Regions from separate parts of the Mus musculus genome. Here all the other regions are linked to region 3. The links are chromatin contacts, found by Hi-C or POLR2A ChIA-PET in ENCODE. All regions are on one chromosome and are shown on one strand. The core of a region is the stretch at or near the end of the contact, and the rest is flanking DNA. Distances in the headings are between cores, read along the strand shown. Region 1 holds the start of Prrc2a (proline-rich coiled-coil 2A). Region 2 holds the start of Gpank1 (G patch domain and ankyrin repeats 1). Region 3 holds the start of Clic1 (chloride intracellular channel 1).

The links. Hi-C counts contacts between places; a loop is a spot of excess contacts on that map. ChIA-PET counts read pairs that join two places held with the same protein, here RNA polymerase II (POLR2A).
Region 1: POLR2A ChIA-PET joins it to region 3 with 27 read pairs in Patski. The contact joins the promoter of Prrc2a here to the promoter of Clic1 in region 3. POLR2A ChIA-PET finds 5 or more read pairs at or near these places in 4 of 5 experiments (Patski and embryonic stem cell).
Region 2: a loop to region 3 is called in a map of regulatory T cell, with 1.9 times the contacts of the local background. The contact joins the promoter of Gpank1 here to the promoter of Clic1 in region 3. A Hi-C loop is called at or near these places in 2 of 37 maps with a recorded cell type or tissue (regulatory T cell and v-Abl transformed pro-B cells). POLR2A ChIA-PET finds 5 or more read pairs at or near these places in 4 of 5 experiments (Patski and embryonic stem cell).

The regions. Positions count from the first base shown.
Region 1 is chr17:35,163,149-35,166,281 of GRCm38, reverse strand. It overlaps Prrc2a (proline-rich coiled-coil 2A), which reads left to right and starts at 1,405. Exons shown (of 31, transcript NM_020027.3): 1 at 1,405-1,547.
Region 2 is chr17:35,121,294-35,124,434 of GRCm38, reverse strand. Gpank1 (G patch domain and ankyrin repeats 1) reads right to left here and starts at 1,483. Exons shown (of 2, transcript NM_032460.2): 1 at 776-1,483; 2 at 1-215. The coding sequence starts at 1,449. Gm20522 (predicted gene 20522) reads left to right here. Exons shown (of 3, transcript NR_168268.1): 3 at 1,197-1,700. It also overlaps a transcript of Csnk2b not described here.
Region 3 is chr17:35,048,977-35,052,198 of GRCm38, reverse strand. It overlaps Clic1 (chloride intracellular channel 1), which reads right to left and starts at 1,956. Exons shown (of 6, transcript NM_033444.2): 1 at 1,713-1,956. The coding sequence starts at 1,751. Gm23421 (a small nuclear RNA gene) reads right to left here and starts at 2,981; the gene lies at 2,878-2,981.

The DNA of each region.
Region 1 (3,133 bases), core at 156-2,655, 110 kb before region 3:
CCTGGATTCGATCCCCAACACCTACATCTGGGAACTCACAATCACCAGTAATTCCAGTTCAAAGAGATCTGAACTCCTCTTGGTACAGGAACCAAGAACCCAGGTGGCACCAGGAACCCACTTGGTACATATGCATATATGTAGATATGCATACAAATAAAATAAAAACAAATAAATGTTTCTAGAGTTAGGAAAATGGCTCAGCGGATGAAATGCTTGCTAACAAGCATGAGGACCTAAGTTTGGACCTCCTGTACTCATGTCCAGGCTGGGCAGATCACTCCTGTCTGTAACTTCAGCACCGGGATGCAGAGATAGAAAGATCTCAAGCTCTTTGGCCAGTCCATATGGAATCTGAGCTCAGCCATCCAAGTATCAAGATTCACTGAAAGATGAAAAGAATGTCTCAAAAAATAAAGTGTTTGCGCGAGCCCTCTGGACGTCAACCTCTGGTTTGTAAAGGCCAGTGAGCACCCACCAATATACATAAAAATTCACAGGAAAATGTTGAGTAAGTGTAAGTGTGGTGAGAGGCAAAGATTTCTACAGTCAAGTACTAAGAAACAAAGAGGGGAAGTAGTACGACCTTTAAAGCTGAAACTCATTGTTGAAGGAACATTAATTATAAAAACAGTTTTTAAAACTATTGAGCATAAAAATTAAATGTCAAATATCCGCCGTAGTTAGTCGCTGCTAAAATTTGGAAGAGTAGGTCATTCCTTGCCTTTGTTCAAATTGTTTGCATATATTATGCAAATACCCAGAACCATTCGAAGAACGCCTACTCGAAGAAAGTCAATGATACACTCCTCTGGACCCTTTGATTGGCTTGCCTATCCACTTCATTTGCATGACGTGATTTGATAACTGGAAAGCCCCGCCTCCCTGACGCGTTTACCTCTCACGAATGGACACCAGACCTGAAATTCTTCCAGGGTCTATGTAACTCCGCCCTCGACTAACTAATCCCTTCCATTCGTCGCAGTTCTTTCCGTCTTCTCCGCTGAGAGTGACCGGGGCCTAGCATCCCTTCCCTGCGTGTCTCTCGGCTCCCAGCCGTCCGCGGACCAACTACGCATGCGCATCCTTTTTCTCCCACCATCCGTCGTGTAAATTCTGCGCCCCAACGGCCTCGCATTCCGCCCGGTCTACGCGTCTCAACTGCCGACGCCAAGACGTCTCCCTAGCCAACCGGCGTCCTAGCGTCTGTAAGTCCCTCCCCTTTATGCAAATATCCTCCACACACTGCCTTTATTTTTTTAAAGTAGGGACAGCCCTGAAGAGCGGAGGGGTCGGAGAGTAAGGGCTCCGCCCCCTATGCAAATAAGGGGGCGTGCCCAGCCGCGGAGGGAGGCGGGAGGTGGGGGGTGTTCCCGGGGGCGGCGGTTGCCCGGATGGGCCGTTAGTCGGAGCCCAGCCGCGGAGTGAGCGAGGGAGACGGGAGGAGCCGAGCGCGGCGCCATCCGCCGCCATCCGCCCCCGCCCCGCCGCCATCCGCCCCGGGAAGCCTTTGAGCCCGGGTCCCGGACCCCCACGCACCCGGCTAGGTGAGTCTGGGCGAGCTGGGCGCTGACGCCCTTTCCGGCGCGGGGCGGCGGCAGCGGCGGCGGCGGGCCGGGGGAGAAGCTGCCATCAGCCGCCGCCATCTTGTCCTCCTGCCGCCGGCCTGCCCCTCCCCCTCGGCCTGCGCCGGCCGCTCCCAGGCCGCTGTGGAGGGCTGGGGGCGGCCGCGGCCCAGCAGCCTGCTCCTCAGGGCACGACCGCGCTCCAGGCCGCGGTTCCTGCTCGCGTCGCGCCCTCGGCCCCTCGGCCGGCCCGGGGCCCCTCCGCCGCCTGTAGACCTACCCTTTGAGGGGCTCTTGGTGTTTCTGGAGCCCTTGCTGCCACCCGGCGCTATGGCTCCCGGTCTTTCTTGGTCTTTGCGTCGAGTCACTCTGGTTCTGGAGCCCCGCTTTCGGCCAGCATCTTCGCCTTTCTGCGTCCCCCAAGCCTCTGCGTTCCCTTTTCCCCCCATGGCCCTATCTCCTCCTCTTCCCTCTTTTCTTCTGAGCTCCCCTGACACTGCCCCTTGTCAGCCTTCCTCAGCCGTTCCTGCTTCCCTCCCTGCTTTCTGCTTGATTCTCTCTTTAGCAGTTGAAATCTGTCTGCTCTACGGTTTTTCTGCTTTCTCCCCCTTTCATGGTAGATTTCAGATTGCCTTCCTTAAGTGCCTAGAGAGCAACCCCTGTCTTCTTTTCTCTGGCTTGTGGTAAAGTTAGTTCTCTCCCCGATTTTGGCTTTCATCCTAGGCCTGCATGCTTTCTTGCTATCTTCCATCTCTTTTTCACACTGTTCCCACCCACAAATGAATGCCCGGTCACTCGAGGATGGATTCAGATGTAGAGTTTTTCCTGCCTGAGGAGTAAGGGCTGTTAGGGGAACAAATGACTGCTTATGAAGAGACTGGATGAGGATAAAAATGGTAGTTGGTTCTGGGTTTGGCCTCTGCTGCCTGGCCCATGGTTACAGGGTGTTGTCGAGGTAGCTCCGTCATGCTGTGGTTTTCCTCAGTTTTACATGGGGTCCACTAGTTTTTTGTTTTTTTGTTTTTTTCTGCCAGCAGAATTGTTTCCAAGAGCCTGTGTGGGGGCTATGTAAGGAATAGATGGAATATTTTGCATCCAGGGGTTCTGTGGAGCCCCTGTTGTTTAGTAAGGCTTAGTCTGGCACCAGCTCCTGGTCTGAGAGCAAGCTCATAAAAATCCTTAAGCTCCCAGCATACCTTCCTTCAAACCTCCCAGATGGGACTTAAGGCTGCTGGGAATGAAACCTGGGACACAGGGCCCTGGGGCGTGATTAGGGAGCTGGTGTCTAATAGGTTGACAATCTGAAGTTCTTGTACTTGCTCGATAGAGTTGTGTACCTCATTCTGGTTTTCTCTGGGGCTTTGACTTGGTTGTTCAATTTAATCGTATGTCTCTGAAATTATTTTGGAGGAGTGTAAGATTAGTTGCCATTTCTAAATGGCACAAAGGATAGATGGGTAAGATACTAGGTTGCTACTTGGTTTTCTTTGTTGGGATATGTCAGGGGGAAGGGGGCTGTGGAAGCCAAGTGGATGGTGGTTGCTTAAGAGACTGTAGTGTTTTACACA
Region 2 (3,141 bases), core at 234-2,733, 73 kb before region 3:
GGCCTTCACCCCGGGGTCCTAGCCCCATTCCTGGTTCCCAGCCACCTCTCAGCAGTAGCCTGAAGCCAGGACTGGAAGTGGGCACCCCAAGGGGAAGGTTGGAGGGCTGGGGTCTCCTGGACAGTGACAGCAGGTGAGCAGTAGATGTGTGGTGGTTGGAGTCTTCAAAGTGGGCACCACAGTCCTCACAGAACTGGGACGAGGAGGGGGTAGATCTGCAGAGAAAGAAATATGTTATAGGGGAGGAAAAAAAAAGATGAACAGAGCCTCAAGTTGTTCAGGCACCAGGCAGAGCAGAGCAAAGTACTTTTTGCCTTTCTCCCAATGTCAGCAGCATCTTTTGGTTGTATCTTGTCTTGGAAAGGGGCCCCAGGGTCTTCCCAGTAGGGAATATTTGGAATACTGTCAGGTAGGCCTCAAGCTCTCAGGAATAATGAGTAGTGCTGGCATTTATAAAGTGCAAACTGTGTGACAAGCACCATCCCATCCTACCCCATCTCTTTCCACATTAACCTACTGTATCTTAACACCCCTTTGAGGAAAAAGTCTTAGCCCCAATTCTCAGACAAGGACTGAGATTTGCAGACTTTAGGCTGGCACTGCAAATAAATGGAACCAAGATTCAAATGCACAAAGACCACGCCCATTGTTACTCTATGACTGAATATGCCAGAGGATGAATAGCCCCCTTTAGCTGCTGTGGGCCCTTAGTATGAGGTGCCCAGGAAAGGAAGAACACAATAAAGATGGGTGTAAGTGAAGGCTCCCTCCTCACCGGTTCTGGTTCTCAGGGCTCCTTGTCTCTCCATGACTCTCTCTGACCATACGGGCTACCTCAGGGAAGCCTGCTTCTTCAGCCAGCTGGGCAGCATCTCTGCCTCCCAGGTCACAGACTCCAACCCAGGCAGCTCCTCGGCCCAGGAGATAGCGCACAGCGGCGCCCTGGCCTGCTCGGGCAGCACACATCAAGGGAGTCCACCAGAAGGCATCACGAGCATTGATATTCCCTCCAGCTCCCCCTGCCTCTTGGGGTTCTAGCAGCCTCCGGAGTTCTGTCAGATCCCCATTCTGGGCTGCCAGCAGGATCCACTGGGCCATCCTGTCTTCATCCTCAAGTGCTCTTCCTTGTCTGGGGACTCCTGCTGCTGCAGGCTCCCTAGTCACTCTTCTTCTCTTCTTCTTCCTCTCCCTCATAGGTTCAGCTCTCTGGGGCTTAGAGGAACTACTGTCATCTGCGATTAGAGCCTCATAGAAAGCCCGGGCAGCAGCCCCGTCCAGGACAGGCTCTGCTTTCTCCTGCTGTGGTTGCTGCTGCCCATCCTTCCAGAGGTCACTGGAGTCAGCCGCTGGGGTAAATTCGATGAAGGATGGCCTAGACATGCCTGTGAGAGAAACAAGAAAATGAAGACTGGGCAAGGCAAGGATGTGACAAGCAAGCGATCCAACCATTCAGGTAGCTATTGTGAAGATGACCAGCACCACCTCTGGGGGCCCGCTGAGATGGGAAAGCAGCCTAGAACTAAAATGGGCCTCCCATCCCAAAACTGACTTCATAGTTAGGATTCTGTGGAGCCCGGGCCTCATGGGTAAAAGGGACCCCAGGAATAACAACAGATCCTGTCACGATGGGATGGGTAAAACAGACCCCAGGAACAACAGATCCTGTCATGATGTTAATAAAATTTCATGAGGGCATAGTAGATATGAATCTGTGTAGAATGCTTGTTTCAAATTTGAGAATTCTAGATTCTATCAATAACACAGAAAAGAAAAAGGGTAACAGGAAAAAAATATTCTACAAGACAGTTGTTAATGGGTTCTGTATTCAACTCCCATCTTCCTACAAACAAAAATGCCAGGCTCTCTCTGAAAACATTCCGCTAACACATACAGGAAATATAAGGTCGACACCCCCCCCCCTTTTTTTTTCGAGACAGGGTTTCTCTGTATAGCCCTGGCTGTCCTGGAACTCACTCTGTAGACCAGACTGGCCTCGATCTCAGAAATCTGCCAGCTTCTGCCTCCCAAGTGCTGGGATTAAAGGCGTGCGCCACCACTGGCCCGCACAGGTCGACCTTTTAAATCTTGCTCGATCTTATCTAGGGGTCCCCTTTTCCCAGATTAAAAACAGGCATGACATTACTCCGGGAGGTTTCTGGGGAAGCTGCATTGTCACTTCTGTACCGCAAAATGTCGCTCTTGTAATCTGTAAGATTGGATACAATCAAATAGCCACAGGGCAGAACGAGGCATGCGCAGGAGCAACAACAACAAAACATCCATAAGGTTCAAGTTTCCCGCGCTAGAACCTTTTCTAGCATCCTCGTAGTAAAGCATCGCGTGCCCAGTAGCGCGAGGACCCAAGGGGGAGCCTGTCGGTTGGGGTCCTGCTTTTACATAACGCCCCCACAATGCCCTTCGCCACCCTCCGCGTTCAGAAAGACTCTGAGGACACAGTGGGGAGACCTGTGGGATGCCGAGGAGCTGTGAGATGAAGTAACATCACGGTTACCCCTCACCACTGCTCTGAGCAGGGTTTGAAGAACAGTCAGGGTCATCAGCACAACTCTCTACCCCAGCTCTGAGGAGATGGAGAAGTACAAAGGGACAAGCGGCGGCAGAATGGCTGGCCCCACCTCAGGTTAGCTCGCAGGGCGGTCCAGGTTCTCACGCAGCGTGCACAGCTCAGCGCATCCCAAGCACACCCGACCTAAGTCCCTCACCACAACTCTGCGCATGCCGGAGCCCGAGCGCACTCTGTCGCGGGCCTGGCGAGAGAACCAGGATCCCGTGGGTTGGCCTGGCACAGGGAAGAGGGAGAAAAAAAAGCAAAGCGGAACGCTGAGGGAGCACCGCAGGGATGACAATCAGCCCGAGGACCTACCCGGCAGCTTAGCGAGCCTAACAAGACTATATTTCCCAGGCTTCCTGGTCGGGAAGACCCCCTGCTCCGCTTCCGCTTCCGGTGGCGCCTCGGTTCGCCCCGCCCCCAGGCGGCTTCCTCTAGGGCCTCGCGGCCCTTAGAGAGTCATGCGCGGGTCCTCTTGGGATTGGTAGTTTGTCTTCCCCTCATTTCGTCAGTTTCTCTCTGCCGACGGGACTACATCTCCCGGCGTCCACGGAGGTAGGGGGCGGTTCTTA
Region 3 (3,222 bases), core at 707-3,206:
ATTCAAAAGGCAAAGAATAGGGGACTTGGTGGGGTTGGAATTGAATACTAGATCTTCAGCGGAGCAGAGAGGTAGGGCAGGGTTTGGAAACTAGGGTCCCCATTCACTAAGCCTCTATCTAAGCTGTTTCTGGAAGCTGGGCCTGGCAGGCAGAGGACCTAATCTCAACTTAGAGATATGGAGGACCTAACAAAGGGGGCAACTCTCTAATTGGATGCAGGTGACCTCATCCCCCAAGGGACACCTCCCCCTAGACTGAGGGTGATTCATTTCTGTGTCTTCAGGCCTCAGCAGCTTCCTTCCTGGCAAGGAAGTGGGGGCAGGGACCTATACACACAGAGGCCTAGGCAGCTGCCGCCACTCCTACAGTTCCCCAAACCCTCACTCATGTCCTCTGGTCCTCTAAGATCCTCGTCACAGGACAAAGGGCCAGGATCTCTACAGCATCTCCTCGCCCAGGGTAAAAATAGCCCCTGGAGGCGAGTGTGAGGTGGGGACCACACCTAAGGGGCGGACCCAGGCTCCAGTTCACTTCCCTGGGCCAAGAAACTGGGAAAGGCAGCCAGAGAAAACCCAGAAAAAAAAGATAGAGAAAAACAGAACACCGACACACAGACGGGAAGAACGAAAGGAATGCCAAGAGAGGCCGAGAAGCAAAAAACGAGTGCGAATGTGCTCACTGGGAGAGGACCTGCCCGGAGAGGAAGGGACGTGCACGGGGGTATGGGGAAGGGTGGTGCCGGAGGGGACAGGCCTGGGCAGAGGAGGAGCGCGGCAGCCAGCGGTTTCCGAACCCAAAAGCCAAAAGCCTAGCACCAGCTTGCCTTGACCACACCCACAGAGAGGATAGTGTAAAGGGGGAGGGCTCAGGGGGAGGGGGCTTTTTCTTCCAGCCCGGTATCAGCCCGGCATTTACATCTAACCCAAGGAGTCTCCTGTCCCCTTTGGAGCTCTCCTCTCCTCTCTTCATAAGTAACTACTGCTAAACTTTAATCTCCTTCCTGCCTCAGCTGGGGGATAGTCATCTCAGCCACTGATTGTGCTGCTTCTTCGTGAAGGCTCTTTCCTTCCACCATGCGACACACTCATCCTTCAACCCTACCAGATTCTTATTCATTCTCTCTCTCTCTCTCTCTCTCTCTCTCTCTCTCTCTCTCTCTCCTCTCCTCTCCTCTCCTCTCCTCTCCTCTCCTCTCCTCTCCTCTCCTCTCCTCTCCTCTCCTCTCCTCTCCTCTCCTCTCCTCTCCTCTCCTCTTTTTCTCCCTCTCTCCCTCCCTCTTTCTCGCTCTCTCCCCACGTTCTCTCTGCCCCATCTTTCATTTTTCTCTTTCTTTCATAGGGCCACACGTCGTAGCCAACTCTCCTGACCTTCTCGAACCCCACCACTGTCCCTTTCTCGGTCCTTCTCTTGTCTGGATCCCCCTGGATCCCGCACCGAACCCCATTCACTCTCTCATTCCTGAAACTTTACCTTTCTCCCCTTTAGGCTGCTGGAAACCTCTTCTATAAACTTCCCAGGGCGAGTCTAGCACTCCCATTACCGTCTCACAAGTCGTGTCTGCCCGCCCACCCTGCCCCCAGCAAAACAGCACCGGGGCTGGGAGTGGGGTCAACTAGGAAGGGGTTGGGGAGTTTGAGCTGGAGCCCAGGAGAGGGGAGGACTGACTTGCAGAAATCCTGAGAGTGGCCAAAGAAAGAGAAAGTGTTCTTACCTTCACGAACAGTTCGACCTGAGGTTGTTCTTCAGCCATGGTTGCGTCGGGGACCAGGAAGCAGCCGTCGCTGGGGGAACTGGGAGGGGCCGGGGCAAGGGAAGGCGGGTCTCACGGTCCGGGATTCTCTCCTCCAGACTCAGGGCTGTCCCTTCGGCGCAACCCAAGTCCGATCAGACCCTTTAGTTCGCTCCAACACGGCTTCCCCACAGGCCCAGTGCACCCCACACCCAGCTGCTCCACCTCGGTCCCTCCTGTTTAGCTCAGGGAGCAGCTGACTCACCGGCCGGCCCCGCCCTGGACCTGGGGAGGGGACATGAGGGGAGGGGACACGGGGATCGTGGGAGTGGGTCCGGGACTGAAGTCAGAGGTCTCGGGATCCCAGGGATAAGGTGTTAGAAGGGAAGTCCGGGGGCTTCCTCGATTCCCTGACCTCTCCTAAACACAGCAGCATTTTCGTGCCTCAGTTTCCTCGCTTCGTTAATGAGAAGGGTGGCCACTATCAAACAGGGAAGCTTGACACTAGCGAAGTGACCACGGAGGTGCAGAAAGGGAGTTTGAGGATGCAAGGGTTCTGCGTTTTGTTTTGTTTTGTTTTGTTTTCAGTTATCCAGTCAGTCTTCTGGTTTGCTGGGACTGTGCTCTGCGTGTGTGGAGGGGGATCGGGAAGGAGATAGTGAGCTGAGGACTACAGATTGGCAAAGGGCACTCCAAGACACAGGCCGCCAGAGGCCAGGAGGCCTGATGCAGGGGAAACAGGAAGCTGAGCCCAGGCTTCACGGCAGGGGGCGGTCCTCTGGAAGCCTGGCCAAGCTTAGACTTTCCCCAACCCGGGCCCCTTACCCTCCTCTCAATGGTGAATGTTGCCTTGGAGACTTATCCTGGTTCTAGGATAGCACTGGGCTCATCCTGGGGTGGGTGGGGTAGCGACTGGTTCTATCACGGGAAGAAAAAAAGGAAAGGTCAGACAGGTCAGTGTGAGCAGAGTCTTGGGGGACATCTAAGTAAATAAGACGGGGGGGGGGGTGTCACTTTCCCTGGGAGGCCTGATTCTGGAGGGTCTAACTTTAGTATAAAGATAGAACTTTACTACCTATTTTTTTTCACTTCAGTATCTTTTAATTACCCACCTATACAAATGATTTTAGATAAAGCACAGGCAAATAAAAATATGGAATGCCTTACAAATTTGCGTGACATCCTTCCGCAGGGGCCATGCTAATCTCTGTATCTTTCCAATTTTAGTGTGAGTGCTACTGAAGAGAGCTCTACTACTCGTGTGTGTGTGTGTGTGTGTGTGTGTGTGTGTGTGTGTTTGTGTATTTTGGTTTTTAGTGACAGGGTTTCTCTGTGTGGTTGAGGCTGTCCTGGAACTCACTCTGTAGACCAGGCTGGCCTCAAATTCAGAAATCCGACTACCTCTGCCTCCCAGGTGCTGGGATTACAGGCATGCGCCACCACTGCCCTGCCTACTACTTCTACCTTTTTTAAAAACAAAAACAAAACCAGG